Linked DNA regions of Homo sapiens: region 2 is linked to region 1. Evidence: read pairs that join two places in POLR2A ChIA-PET (ENCODE). Cell type or tissue: PC-9. All regions are shown on one strand. Links, peaks and the distances in the headings refer to the core of each region. The heading gives the core; the rest is flanking DNA.

Region 1 (7,850 bases), core at 1,229-6,228:
AACATGGTGAAATGCCGCCTCTACTAAAAATAGAAAAATTAGCCAGGCGAGGTAGCGCGCGCCTGTGATCCCAGCTACTCCAGAGGCTGAGGCAGGAGAATCGCTTGAGCCCGGGAGGCGGAGGTTGCAGTGAACCAAGATCACACCACTGCACTCCAGCATGGGTGACAGAGCGAGACTCCATCTCAAAAATAATAATAATAATAAAAGAACTTTGCATATAATCATGAGTTTATCCTTAGGTTAAATTTCTAGAAGGAGAATTACCAGGTGAGAGGATATACACGTAATTATAGTTTTGGAGAGTTATGGTATATCAGAACTCAGTAGCAAAGGCCACAGTATTTAGAAGAGATTTAAGCCATTCCTCTTCCACACATGGGCCCCTGGTCTTGCGCTTCATGGTGGCCATTGGATAGAGGAAGCACCTGGAATTCTTTTAATGTTGTTTTAAAATGAGTGAACCAGTCCAATACATCTACAATAGTGCACACAGTGGCTAAGTACCCACGACTTCATCCTCTCTTTGAAACACCATGAGAACAAACTTGAAGAAAATTGTAGCCCTGCTGGGAACCCCAAGTATCTTCTTCCTAAAAAATATTCCAAAACAATTTAGTCCTGGGGCACATTCTGTAGCTTTAAGTCTTATTCAAAATTAAAACTACTATCTTATCAGACAACTAATGGAAAGACAAGCTACCAACCACAAGAAAATATTAGGATTTGTATCCACAATATATAAATAGTTCCTACAAATGAATAACAAAAAGACAAGCAACTCAATTTAGAAATTGGGCAAAAGGCTTGAAAAGATACCTCAATGAAAGAAGACACAAAAATGTCCAATAAACACGTGGAAAGATGATCAACATCATTAGGAATAAGGAAATTATATCATTTCATATTCAGTGGAATGGCTAAAATGAGAAAGATTAATAACAACAAATGTTGGTGAGGTTTAAGACTAGAATTAGAACTGTTATACTGCTAGTGGGAGAGGCAACAGTGCAAAAACTTTGTAAATTTGACTACAATTTCTTAAACATATACCTACCCTATGACCCAGAAATTCCACTCCTACATATTTATCCAAAATAAATGAAAACACTTGTTAAGAAAACACATGAAAATGTTTATGGCAGTTTTTTTTTTCATACTAGCTTCACACTGGAAGCAATCCAAATGTCCAACAATAGGATAATGGATAAACAAATAGTATTATATTTATAAAATGGAATAGTACCCAGTATAAAAGAGAATAAAATACTCATAGATGAGTATTTTATTTATTTATTTATTTATTTATTTTTTTTTTTTTTATTTATTTTAGAGAATAAAATAACATAGATGAATCTTGAGTGAAAGAAGTCAGACACAAAAGAGTACATACTGAATAAATCCATTTATATGAAGTTCAAGAACAGGCAAAACTATAGTGGTTTATATCAGACAAGTGGTTGCCTATGGGTGAGCTGAATATTGACTGAAAAAAAAAGTGAGGGAGTTTTCTGGGAGTGATGAAAACGTTTGGTATTTTCATTGGTCTGGTGGTTATAAGGGTGTACACTTTTGTCAAAGCTCATCACATTGTGTACTAACAACCTGTACATTTTTACCATATGTCAATTTTCCCATACTAAAAGAAACAAAACAGATTGACATAGCTAGCTTGATGGGGATGGTCAGGGAAAGCTTCTCTGAGGAGATGCCATGTTTTCAGACCTGAAGGAGGAGAAGAGGTTGCCCATGTGATGGTTGTAGGAAAGCCCAGAGGTGAGAGAGAGTTGGTAGTGCTTGAGAAAAAGAAAGGACTGTTACAGAATGAACTGTGTCCCCCACAAAATTTTTATGTTGAAGTCCTAACTCCTAGCATCTCAGAATGTGACTGTATTTGGAGATGGCGCCTTCACACAGGTAATTAAGTTAAATGAGGTCATTAGAGTGGACCCTTGGGTCCAAAGGACTGATCCTTCTAAGAAGAGGAAATTTGGACACAGCATGTACAAAGGGAAGCCGATATGAAGGCTCAGGGAAGAGATGGCCTTTCATAAACTCAGGAAAGATACCTGGAACGCATCCTTCCCTCATGGCCCTCAGAAGAAACCAATCCTACCAACACTTTGATCTAGAACTTGTAACCTCCAGAACTGTGAGAAAATAAATGTCTGTTGTTTAAGCCATACCACCCAGTCTGTGCCCTAGCAAACTAATATACAGACCTTGTAGCTGAAGCCCTAATTGTCAGGACATGGGGCTGGAGAGGAAGGCAGGGTCCAGATCATGCAGGGTCTTAAAGGCCATGGTAAGAAGGCTGGACTGTTGTCAAAGGGCAATGGGAAACTACTGAAGAATTTTAAGCAGGGAAGAAATGTGATTGGAATTTATGGGAGGCCGGTTAGGAAGCACTTGCTTGCGGCTCTGGCCGTAACCTAGGCCAGAAGAGATGACAGGGGCCTGGATTAGGGTGGTCATGGACAGACAAGGGGTAGGTGAGTTCAAGATGTATTTTGGAAGAGAACTGGCAGAGCTGCTGACAGATTAGATGTGAGAGTGAAGGAAAGCCAAGAGTTGAAGCCAAGACTCTTTACCAACAAGAGGAACTGTGCTACATGGGTCTCCTTAATGGTCTCTGAGCTCCCCAAGCATGTCTGGGCCCTTCCACTTGCTGAATTTTCTGCCTGGAAAGCTCTTCCCCTGGGGCAAGCATTTTAGGTCTGCTCAAAAGTCACCTCCCTGGAGAGCCCTGCCCTGCCCAAGCTATTCAGAGAAGCTCCTGGTACTCTCCACTGCCTTCCTTGAGTTATGTTCCTCCATAGCCTTCCCGACACTGTGCTGTACATGTATGTGTGTGGGTGTTTGTTGCCAGTTTTCCCTAGTGTAATAAATTAGTCTCCCTTATCCTCAGGGAAAATGTTCCAAGACCCCCACTGGATGCCTGAAATCGTGGAGAGTAATGAATCCTAGATACATGATGTTTTTTCTCATACAAACCTATAATAAAGTTTAATTTATAAATTAGGCACAGTGAGAAATTAACAACAATAGCTAATAATAAAAGAACAATTATAACAATATACTGTTCACAATTTCATGGGTAGAAGATTCGTTCTTGGCTGGGCGTGGTGGTTCACGCCCGTAATCCCAGAACTTTGGGAGGTCGAGGCTGGTGGATCACTTGAGGTCAGGAGTTCAACACCAGCCTGGCCAACATGGTGAAACCCCATCTCTATTAAAAAGGCAAAAATTAGCTGGGCGTGGTAGTACATGCCTGTAATCCCAGCTACTTGGGAGGCTGAACCCAGGAGGTGGAAGTTGCAGTGAGCCGTGATTACGCAAATGCAATCCAGCCTGGGTGACACAGCGAGACTCTGTCTCAAAAAAAAAAAAAAAAAGAAGATTCATTGTTACCAGAGATTGTAGCAACCTCAGGATACAATTTTTTTTCTTTCCTTACTAAGTCAGCAACTTTCACCTATTAAAGGAAGCACTAGAGGGCTTTTCTTTGTCATAACCAAATTGCGTTACCACTCTCACCCTTTGGAGCCACCATTAAGTAAAATAAGGGTTACCTGAACACAAGCACTGGCATGCTGCGACAGTGGTTGTCTGAATAACCACTGTGTGACTAAGTGACTGACAGCTGGGTAGCATAGACATTATCCTTGTTGACCAGGATAAGCTGGACAAAGGCAAGATTCATGTCCTGGGTGGGATGGAGTGGGATGGCGTCAGACTTCATTACACTACTCAGAATGGCACACAATTTAAAACGTATAAATTATCTTTGGAATTTCCCATTTAATATTTTCAGATCATAGTTGACCGTAAGTAGCTGAAACCATGGATAAGTGGTGACTACTGGATAAGCCCCATGAGGGCAGGGATATTGTCATATTTTCTGCCGTATCCCAGAATGGCATGTGGTAGAACATTAATAAATACTCACTGAATAAATGAGTGTTAAAAGTCTGGAGAATTCCTACTCAAAAGTCTTCAACAGTAAAAGACATTTCCATTTGTCTAAAATGAATGAAACAGTTTTGTCTAAAATGAATGAAACAGTTTTATCTAGAATGGGCTTAACGAAGAGGGATAAAGGGCTCTTGAGGCCACTTATTCTAGAATTTCTTGAGTTAGGCGCCCCGAAGTGAACAGGGGTTTTACAAGCCCACACTTTCCAGGACACACAAGTGGGTGTAACATCACTTTACCTCACCTTGTTACTTCATTTCTGGAGCATAGGAATTTGAAGCCTCTCTCCAAACCCTGCCCCAAAGCCCAGATTTTCAGCTCAGTGTCAATCGCAGCTCCATCCTGCACGAACAGATTCTGAACAAATTATGCAACTTCGTGGCAAGGGCCCAGAGACCGAGTGGGGGTTTCAGCAAGATAAATTCCTGGGCCATCTGGCCATGATGAAATTTATCTGGCTCCATGTCCATTTTTATTTTCCACCAATCGGAGTCTTTTGGGCCACACAAAACAGTGCCACTTCTCTCCATTTAATGCCTCCTCTGCCCACTGCAAGTGCTGCCTGTTACTGAGGAAGGAGAGACATATTTAGAAAGTTGCTTCTGGAAACCACATTTCAGGAAGTTCTCACTTCACCAGGTGGGAAGAAGACCATGATGGTACAGGAGCAGAGAGACCTTTGGCAGCAGTTTCCCATAAGCCTGCATCCTGGAAGCTTCTCTAATAATAAAGTGAGATTGGTTCCCCTCAGAACAGGCAGTGGGGTTCAAAATAATGGCTTGGTCACTTTTCTGCAAAGGCGTGCAAATGGAATTAAAAAAAATTTTTTCAGCAAAATTTCAAATTTCATTCTGATGGCCCTTCCAAAGGATGATCTACGATCACTCCAGGGCTATGAGGATGTGAGGACAGCATGCTGTTTCTGTGTTTCAGTTCAGTAGAAAAGACATATAAAGGGTCTCTCATAGACTTCTAAGGAAATAGGGACATCCTCTTTCAGAGAGGACCTTTCAGAGAGTGACTCATAATCAGAGTCTCCACTGAGACTATGAAGATGGGACAGACAAGGATAAAAGAAGGTGCTCCAATGCTCTCAGCATTACTCACTGCCCCTAAAGCAAAACATCTTCCCCGTGTAACAGAAGTCTTAGGTGCCAGCTCAACTTCCCGTCTTTCTCCCCCCATAACTTGTTGCTCTCTAAGGAGCAGGGGAAATTCAATTACTGAGCAGCCCACAAGATCCATTTGCCTTGAGTTGCAACCACTGTCCCACCCTGTGTTTGCAAAAACATTACCTTAAAGGTCATCTCTGGAAGTGTGGCCTTGTACTACGGCCCATCTCTTGTCCAGTCATGCTGGAGAAAGGCACCCTTGGAGGAATGCAGTCCTCTCTTTGGTGTGTGACACAATTCAGAGCAGTAAGCGCAGGCCGGGCGTGGTGGTTCAAACCTGTAATCCCAGCACTTTGGGAGGCCGAGGTGGGTGGATCACTTGAGGTCAGGAGTTCCAGATAAGCCTGCCCAACCTGGTGAAACCCTGCCTCTCTTAAAAATACAAAAATTAGCTGGGCATGGTGGTGCATGCTTGTAATCCCAGCTACTCAGGAGGCTAAGGCAGGAGAATTGCTTGAACCCGGGAGGCAGAAGTTGCAGTGAGCTGAGATCATGCCACTGCACTCCAGCCTGGGCGACAGAATGAGACTCTGTCTCAAAACAACAACAACAACAACAAAAACAGAGTAGTAACTGCTAGAAAAGAAACAGGAAAAGGGGAGTATCGCCCTCTCCCTCCTGGGGAGTTATAATAGCTAATGTTCACCGCCTGTTTTCTACATGCTTTGTCTGCATTAGCTCATTTAATTTCCACAACATCCTCATAAAGTAGGTACCACTGGTATCCCCATTTTACAGATGAGAACACTAAAGCGCAGATAGGAAGGTAACTGGCCTAACTTCACGTAGCTTGTAAGTAGCCTAGCTCCAGAGGCTATGAGCACAGCCCCTACACTGTACTACCTGTGAACTTCAAGAACAATATATAAACCACAGTCATAATTAAAAACACCTCTTCAAAAGGAATCCACCCGAAAGTAAACATATCAGAATGGCTTTCTCTCTTGGAAAGCTAATTCGCGTTTTGCTTTCTAGGTGAGTCATCACCTGCTTTTTTTCATCTTAGCTGAGCTGGCACTGCAGGGAGCGAGGACACTGGGAGGATCTCTCCCGTGAGTTAGCACTATTCCATCACAAACAGGCTCTCCCCGCCATCCACTCAAGTCTGCCCTTTCACCTCTTCAGCTCTTGAAAAAACCAGACGGATGCACAAAATCCCTCTGTCACTCTATCTGTGTCTAAAACATGAACCTCTGACTGTAGCCTGGACTTCCCGAGCTCACAGTGAATAGCAGTCGTTACACAACACCACGCTGATCTTTCCCTTCAGAATGGGCCAACCAAAGATGACAAGAGGGCTGGGCGCAGTGACTCACACCTGTAAAAATCCCAGGACTTTGGGAGAAAGAGGCGGGCAGATCACCTGAGGTCAGGAGTTCAAGACCAGCCTGGCCAACATGGTGAAACCCTGTCTCTACTAAAAATACAAAAAAAAAAAAAAAAAAAAAAAAAAAAAAAGCTGGGCATGGTGGTGGGCACCTGTCATCCCAGTTACTTGGGAGGCTGAGACAGGAGAATCGCCTGAACCCAGGAGGTGGAGGTTGCAGTGAGCTGAGACCACACCATTGCACTCCAGCCTGGGCAACAAGAATGAAACTCTGTCTCAAAAACAAACAACAACGACAAAAAACACAAAGATGACAACAGGCTGAAACTGGAGGGAAGAGTGACGTGGAGGAGACTGTTGGGTGTGTTCCTTAAAATGCCCAACACAGTGCTCATGTTTATAATCCCAGCACTCTGGGAGGCTGAGGTGGGAAAATTGCTCAAAGCCAGGAGTTCTAGGCCAGCCTCTATGGGCAACATAGGGAGACCCCATTTCTACAAAAATAAATAAATAAATAAATAAAAATTAAAAATTAACCAGGTATGGTAGTAGTAGTTCTAGCTACTTGGGAGGCTGAGGAGGGAGGCTCGCCTGAGCCAAGGAGGTTGGGGCTGCAGTGAGCTGTGATTATGTCACTGTACTCCAGCCTGGGCAACAGAGCAAGATCTGTCTCTCTAAATAAAAAAGTCCAACTACAAGTGTTCCTCAAGCAGCAGGTACTGTAGCAGGCACTGTGATGGCCTCAGCATCCATCTCCTTCTCTCCCTGTGTTTCAGCCAGGGGGGCTAGCTGGGACTAAGCTGCCCCAGCTCCATCGATGGGGCCTGACCAAGTTAAATTAATCAGTGTAATCTCCCCGCATTCACTGCTACAGTGATTCATGAAGGGCTGGACACTTGGCATATGATGGCTCAGTCAGAGTAAAACCCATAAACCTTGTCTTGAGGTTGGGAAAAGAGAATTCCCTCTTGCACTGGTCCATACAGGATGTAGATATGAGGCCTGGGATTTCTTACCAGAGTCCACCTGTGGATACAGCCAACACACAAGGGAACACAGACCTGTGTATAATGCAGAGGAACAGACTGGGGCCCCAACCAAACCATGCCTGGATTTACCGTAAACAATTCACCCTGTTCATGTTTTAAGATCGTTTAAGTTGGAGTTTCTGTTGCTTTTGCCAAAGGATTTTAGTGGATAACCACCATTCACAGTGAACTCCAAATGGCAATGGACATCAGCCTATGGTTTTGATATTCCGTCAAATCTAATGTGTATTTGGCTCAGAGCTAGAAACGTGACCCATTTTTTCAAGTCTCAGCTCAGGAGTCACCTCTTCTGTTTGACACACTTGTTTGTTCATTTGCCCAACAAAT
Region 2 (7,850 bases), core at 1,848-6,847, 370 kb after region 1:
CACCCGGTTAATTTTTTGTATTTTTGTTAGGATGAGGTCTCACCATGGCTGGTCTCAAACTCTTGGGCTCAAGCAATGTGCCCACCTTGGCCTCTCAAAGTGCTGAGATTACAGTCGTGAGTCACCACACCCAGCCACCATTTTTTAGGCATTTGCACAAGAAACTAGATAGAATCTCAGATATGAAAATAATGATTGCATATTCACTATACATGATGAAATACGCCAAAACATTTATATCATTATTTATCATATTAACAAACACTTAGAATGCTATTTATTCATAGAACCTTGCAATTTGAGTGAATAAAAATTACCACTAAGGCAGTATCATTTACCTGGAATCATACTGCTAGGAATTGGTATACTAGACTAATATAAAACTTAAAGTATTTTGCCATAAAATCATGAAAAGATATATCATTCACATTAACAAGAGGTTAAATTTCAGTATAGCAATCATTTTGAAGTTATTCAATTACTATAAAATTACAAAATATTCAGGGAAAAGAACCTAATTCCTTCAAGTCAGTTAAATGTTTTATCATATGCTTAAAATTAAAATACATGATAACTGGATATAACAATGTTTCCTCTTATTCTTTTTCTTATCACATTTTTTATTCTTTTTTTAATTAGAGACAGGGTTTCACCATGTTGCCCAGGCTGGTCTTGCACTCCTGTGCAAAAGTGATCCACCTACCTCAGCCTCCTAAAGTGCTGGGATTATAGGCATGAGCTACCACACCCAGACTCTAATCAACTATTATTATTTTAAATAGCAGCGTAATGTTCTATCCTATGTGCATATCATAATTTGCTGGACTGCTTTTTTTCCAATTTTTTTCACTGTTCATATAAAGTTGTAATAAGCAGTTTCATACAGTTGTTACACATTCTTTCTTTTTAATATCTTATTTTTACTGTAAGTTTTCATACATTCTCAATTTTCTTAGCCGGGCGTGGTGGCAGGCGCCTGTAATCCCAGCTACTTGGGAGGCTGAGGCAAGAGAATTGCTTGAACCCAGGAGGCGGAAGTTGCAGTGAGCCAAGATCGTGCCATTGCACTACAGCCTGGGTGACAGACTCCGTCTCAAAAAAACAATAAATAAATAAATAAATAAGGTTTCAAACATAAACAAAAGGCAGGCCAGGCATGGTGGCTCACGCCTGTAATCCCAGCACTTCAGGAGGATGAGGCAGGTGGATCACCTGAGGGTCAGGAGTTTGAGACCGGCCTGGCTAACATGGTGAAACCCCATTTCTACTGCAAATACAAAAAATTAGCCAGGCGTCATGGCATGTGCCTGTAATCCCAGCTACTCGGGAAGCTGAGGCAGAGGAATCACTTTCACCTGAGATTCAGAGGTTGCAGTGAGCCAAGGTCACGCCACTGTACTCCAGCTTGGGCAACGAAAGCGAAACTGTCTTAAAAAAATAATAAAAAACCATATACAGGTATACACACACACACACAGGGCAATAGAAATGAGGATGCTAGATAGGGAATCCAGGCAAAGGATTTAGAAATAAGGTAATTCTGAGGTACCTGTAAGGGAAAAATATGGAAATGAATAGGAGGTTCAAAATATGGGTTGAAAGCTAAGAACTGAGTAGGGGACACTGTAAACAATTATCTGAAGGAATACATAAACTATAAATAAAAAAAATACAGGGGAGCTTAGTAGGAGCAATCTCATTAAAGTGGCATAGACAGAACTATACTGCCAAAGGCTATGAAGTGAACAGAAATCCAAGTAGAGGCCAGAGAACACATTTAAGAAGTTTAGAAGAAACAGAAAAAGAAACAGAGGACCCTAGACTTGAAGAGGCACAATTAAAAGATGGTTGCTTAAGATCTCAGATACTTGGGCATGTTAAAAAGCTGAAGGAAAAAGAGTCAATGTTGTACACAATAAATATATATAATTTTACCTGTCAAAAAAAAAGCAGGAAAAAAAACAGAACTTTAAGTTTTTGGACAAGCTCCAGATGTTGAAAAACACAATTCTGGATGAAGCCCACATGGAAAATAGTGAGTAATCTTGGGGGAATGAAGAGATGTTTCTTTCCTTGAGAGAGGAGTGAAATCCCAAAGTGTGTACTGTTGGAATTAAGTCCAGAGGTAAAGGGTTGGAAATCTGGGAGAAGGTCATACCTACTGACCTTTATCAAGGAAAGCGACTCATCTGTTAGAAGTAAAAAAAGAGGCAGGAATAAAGGAGGGTTTTGAGAAGCTAAGTTTGTCGATGACATGTTCACAACTGCTTGGTCAGGTACCTGCCAAGCTATGCAATAAAGATGCTACACGTTGATTAAGGTATGTAAGTTGAGTATCATATGTCTGTATTTGACTCCTTTTATAATAGTAATATATTTGTTTTCCAACATCTATTATACACTTTAGGGAACATAAAAACAGGTAAGAGCATGGTCCCTAAACTTAAGGAACAGTTCAGATACGATTTCATATTTTTAAATGAAAGTATAACATTCCCAAAAATGTTATATATTAACTTCTAATAGGTTAGGAAGTTGAGGTATTTCATTTTCTTCCAATAGAATTAATGCAAAATCATTTCAAGCTAGATAGACCTTCAGATGTAAGATACTTTAAGGAGATTTCAGATTTTGAGATACTTTAAGGAGAAATTATAGAGTGGCCACTAGAAATAGTTTCAGAAATGCCACACTAGGCTTAGAGAAGGCAACTCATAAGGCAAACACTCCCGAAAATTTTCTGTTCAAGGCTACTGGCAATTAATCATGTCATCATACCAAACACCTTTTCATACAAGATTCTTTTTTTAATTTTTTTTTTTTTTTTTTTTTTTTTGGTGACGGAGTCTTACTCTGTTGTCCAAGGTGCAATGCAGTGGTGCAATTCTAGCTCACTGCAGCCTCTAACTCCTAGGTTCAAATGATCTTTCTGTCTCAGTCTCCCGAGTGGCTAGGACTACAGGTATGCACCACCTCACTCAGGTAATTGTATTTTTTATAGAGATGGAGTCTCACTATATACCCAGGCTGGTCTTGAACTCCTGGCTTCAAGCAATCCTCCCACTTCAGCCTCCTAAAGTGCTAGGATTACAGGCTTGAGCCACTACACCCGGCCCAGAATTCAATTTTAAATACACATGTATAAAATATCAAAATGTTGCCAAATTGTCAAATTTAATTAAGAATACTGTTTTTTGTTTGTTTGCTTATTTGTTTTTGAGATGGAGTTTCACTCATCTCCCAAGCTGGAGTGCAGTGGCACCATCTTGGCTCACTGTAACATCCGCCTCCTGGGTTCAAGCAATTCTCCTGCCTCAGGCTCCGGAGCAGCTGAGATTACAGGCGCCCACCACCACACCCGTCTGATTTTTGTATTTTTAGTAGAGATGGGGTTTCACCATGTTGGTCCGGCTGGTCTTGAACTCCTGAGCTCAGGTGGTCTGCCGGCCTCAGTCTCTCAAAATACTGGGATTAAAGGTTTGAGCCACCAAGCTTGGCCAAGAATACTGTATTATATACAATTATACTAGGAGCCAAACAATAAAATACTTGCCATTTTCACATCTCTGCTTTTAAGGACTCCAAGTTAAACACTTTTAAGTTACATAAATGAAATACAAAAATAATATTCCGGCCGGGTACGGTGGCTCATGCCTGTAATCCCAGCACTTTGGGAGGCCGAGGCGGGCGGATCACGAGGTCAGGAGATGGAGACCAGCCGGGCTAACACAGTGAAACCCCATCTCTACTAAAAATACAAAAAGATTTTAGCTGGGCGTGGTGGCGGGAGCCTAGTCCCAGCTACTCAGGAGGCCAAGGCGGGAGAAGGGCGTGAACCTGGGAGGCAGAGCTTGCAGTGAGCCGAGATCACGCCACTGCACTCCAGCCTGGGGGACAGAGCGAGACTCCGTCTCAAAAAAAAAAATAATAATAATAATAATATTCCTTTTGTGTAGTGGTTTCAAGTAAGTTACAGCTAGCAGGTTCAACATTCTTAAAAATACCTTGTAATGTGCGCCGGGCACAGTGGCTCACGCCTGTAATCCCAACACTTTGGGAGGCAAAGGTGGGCGGATCACCTGAGGTCAGGAGTTCCAAACCAGCCTGACCAACATGGTGAAACCCCGTCTCTACTAAAAATACAAAAATTAGCCGGGCGTGGTGGCAGTTGCCTGTAATCTCAAGGCTGAGGCAGGAGAATCGCTTGAACCCAGGAGGCAGAGGTTGCAGTGAGCCCAGATCGCGCCACTGCACTCTAGCCTGGGGGACAGAGCAAGACCCCGTCTCAAAAAAAAAAAACAAAAAGCTGGAAATGTTTTCGCCTTTTGTTTACTTTCCACAGGTTGGCATAGGAATGAGGTTTAAAGGGCTCTACATTCTAAATTTAGGAGAAAGGAAATATGGCTAGAAAGGGCAAGCCTAATAGAATTCCCTCAGGCAATGTGAAAACTGTACAGGTCCAGAAGAAAAAACCACGAGAAAACAAGAGAACTGTATTACTAGCCACATCTGAGAAATATGACCTTCTTTTATTTAAATTAACATACAGTTTATCTCTATAAGATACTTCAACTATAAAACTGATTAGCCTTAATGAAAACACTTGTCACAAGATAAAACTGGTAATATTTTTTTCCATCAGGACTTGGCAAAGTTTAAAAAAAAATGAATAAAGTTAAAAATTAGGGTTTTTTGGTTTTTTGTTTGTTTGTTTTTGAGATAAGGTCTCACTCTGTCTCCAAGGCTACAGTGCAGTGGCGCAATCATGGTTTACTTACTGCAGCATCGACCTCCCTGGGCTCAGGCAATCCTCCCACCTCAGCCTCTCCAATAGCTAGGACCACAAGCATGCACCACCATGCCTGAATAACTTTTGTATTTTCTTTGTTTTTCGGTAGGAAAAGGTTTCTGCATGTTGCACAAGCTGGTCTCAGACTCCTGGCCTCAAGGGATCCACCCACTTCAGCCTCCCAGAGTGCTGGGATTACAGAAGTGTTCATATTTTTCAATGACTTATTTTGATTTTACCCACTGCAAGAACAGCAGTGAATAACACACAACTTTAACATGAATGCTACTATTTTAATATCATTTATTTAAATATTTCATTTTAATAAAGTAAACAGCCTAGAAGTTTGAATGTGCTATTGTTAATCATTTTTCTTAAGCAGTGTTTTTCTAACTTAGGTGCACATATACAAATATAAAAGAAAATTTACAGTATTCAGCTAATTTCACTTATCATATACTTGCTCAAAGCTGGGACCACGTGTTAGTCTCTTCGTTCACTGCACAGTACCTTGCACTTAGTGGACGTTCAAATATATACTAGATAAAATAGGTTTGTTTTCTTTTTTTTTTTTTTTTTTGAGATGGAGTCTCACTCTGTCGCCCAGGCTCACTGCAAACTCCACCTCCCGGGTTCACGCCATTCTCCTGCCTCAGCCTCCCGAGTAGCTGGGACTACAGGTGCCCACCACCACACCCAGCTAATTTTTTTGTTTTTAGTAGAGTCTGGGTTTCACCATGTTAGCCAGGATGGTCTCGACCTCCTGACCTCATGACCCACCCGCCTCGGCCTCCCCAAGTACTGGGATTACAGGCGTGAGCCACCGTGCCCGGCCCATTTTGCTTTTTTTTTTTTTTTTTTTTTTTGAGACAAGGTCTCACTCCATCACTCAAGCTGGATTGCAGTGGTACGATCTTAGCTCACTGCAGCCTCGACCTCCTGGGCTCAAGTAATCTCGCACCTCAGCCTCCCCAGTAGCTGGGGCTACAGGTGCACACCACCATGCCCAGCTAGTTTTTGTATTTTTTGTAGAGATGGGGTTTCACCATGTTGCCCCGTCTGGTCTTGAACTCCTGTGCTCAAGCGATCCACACACCACAGCCTCCCAAAGTGCTGGGATTACAGGCATGAGCCACCGTGCCTGGCCAATAAGATAAATAGTTTTCATACAAATATTTTATCATTACCCGTCATAATAAAATTTCTATCTTTTTTGTGGCCACAGTCTGTGATCAGCTACAAAAAATATTTAAAGCACATTAAACAATGATTACAAATCCACTATTTTTGAACCCAATATTATTCTTACCTAACTTTAAAATACAAAACTACAACCAATATACTGCAGAGACATCTTACTGTCTCCATTGAAAATGTCTTATTAGAAGTTGGCCCAAAACATTCTTATTTGGCTTTGAGAATATAGCACAGCATCATAGCTATAGGTTATATAGCAGCATAACCTGTAATTTTCATTGTGATTTTATGTCACTACACCCTATTTAAACTCAATAGAAAGTGTAATAAATTACATACCTAGAGCCTTCAGAAGTATTAATTTAAGTCATTCTTTGGAAGAAATGTCTAGAAAGTCAGGTTCAGTTTTCAATGTTATCACTCTAATCTATCTCATTAACTATTTAAAACTGTAGCATTATATATCTAAAGTTGTATAGTTTACCAAACCTACCAGACTCTCTGTATTATTAAAGAGATAACATGTAATTGAAATATGCTTTTAAAAAGTTGAAACAGATTTTAAAATTGGCACTTTTAGGCCTTTATATGCCAATTTATAGGGTAGGAAATATTTAATAAGCAAAGTTATATCCTGCAAATGTTTTCAAGTTCACTATTTTGTTTTTAAAAACTCTAAAATATTTTGTATGCTTATAAATAATATACAACCAAGTAGGGGGAAGTTAAAGAATTTGAAATAAACATTTTTTGTTTTTAGCAAATCAAATACTTTCTAAAATTTCCACAGTAAAATAACTGTCTAGCCAAATACAGCCAAGTTTTTATTTTCTAGCATCCTTAAGACAATTTTCTTGGTAATCCATATTAAATCAAATATAATTTATAAAAGCTACAAAATGTTTAGGGTGAGGAGCTCGCCTCATACTCTATTGATTTCAATGCCTATCAAATCTAAACTGTTTTTTTTCCAACTAGATTAGAAATGGAAAAGTTTCTGATCTTGGAACTTGCCTGATCTTGGAGGCTAAGCAGGGTCAGACCTCATCAGTACTTGGATGGGAAAAGGTGTTCCAGCATAAACAATTACTCAAAATAAAAAGAAATTCTATCTCACCAGCCTTGGCAATCCTTTGCGTTCAACATGATCAAGAATTATATGAAAGAATAAGTCTTTCACAACTTAGAAGTACAGCTCAAATGAGCAAATACTACATTTTCCTTTATTATGCTTCTCTAAATATCCACTTTAAGTGTGACCTTTTTGTTTAAAAAAAAAAAAGACAAGGTTAGCAGCGAAGAAAATGCAAGGTAAAAGTGTACCTAGAAATCTAGTCTTTAAGAGATATTTATCTCAGAAGAAGGTGAAAAGGACTGTGTGACAGACATAGATATCAGAAGTCTGAGTTTTAATTCATACATGATGTATCTTAGTTTTATTTTTTAAGATCTCCAGAAACTAAAAGGATATATCCTATAACTCAAACTCATTTTAACAGCAATATTATGTTCTATAGTCTTCACACTTGCAGCTTCAGATTAGTCCTGGAACATAAGACTTTTTTTTGTTTTAATTGTAGAAAAAGCTTATCTTCCCCAAACTCCACCTTAAGGAAAAGTCTCTCAGATTGAAGAAACAAAAGACAGAAAGAGGAAGGGGTTGGGGGAGGGATTTTAAAAACTGAGGTCAAGGATGATAAACAGAGATGCTATTATTTCACAAGACTGATCACTTAGCAGGCTACTGACTTAATCTTTCCCTCAAGCTATTACAATTTTTCACTAAGTGAACTCTGGGCTCCAGCAACTTGGACATTTAAAATCATAGCAGCCAGGCGCGGTGGCTTACTGTAATCCCAGCACT

What was found. ChIA-PET counts read pairs that join two places held together with the same protein. Peaks named below come from ENCODE experiments on the same cell type or tissue, not always from the same donor. Only the 100,000 strongest peaks of a DNase experiment are listed, where the experiment ranks them.
Region 2: POLR2A ChIA-PET joins it to region 1 with 26 read pairs; 1 of 35 experiments calls an interaction of 5 or more read pairs at or near these places.

Annotation. Positions count from the first base shown.
Region 1 is chr11:33,631,895-33,639,744 of GRCh38, reverse strand. The region is part of intron 16 of KIAA1549L (KIAA1549 like); the gene reads right to left. Among named protein-coding and RNA genes, the nearest start is that of C11orf91, 65 kb to the left of the region's middle. In PC-9, for the core only: no CTCF peak of the experiment used is centred there; DNase peaks (open chromatin) are centred at 3,434, 5,074, 5,314 and 6,214; H3K4me3 peaks cover 861 bases; H3K27ac peaks cover 4,113 bases.
Region 2 is chr11:33,263,578-33,271,427 of GRCh38, reverse strand. The region is part of intron 1 of HIPK3 (homeodomain interacting protein kinase 3); the gene reads right to left. Among named protein-coding and RNA genes, the nearest start is that of HIPK3, 10 kb to the right of the region's middle. In PC-9, for the core only: no CTCF peak of the experiment used is centred there; a DNase peak (open chromatin) is centred at 4,787; H3K27ac peaks cover 1,315 bases.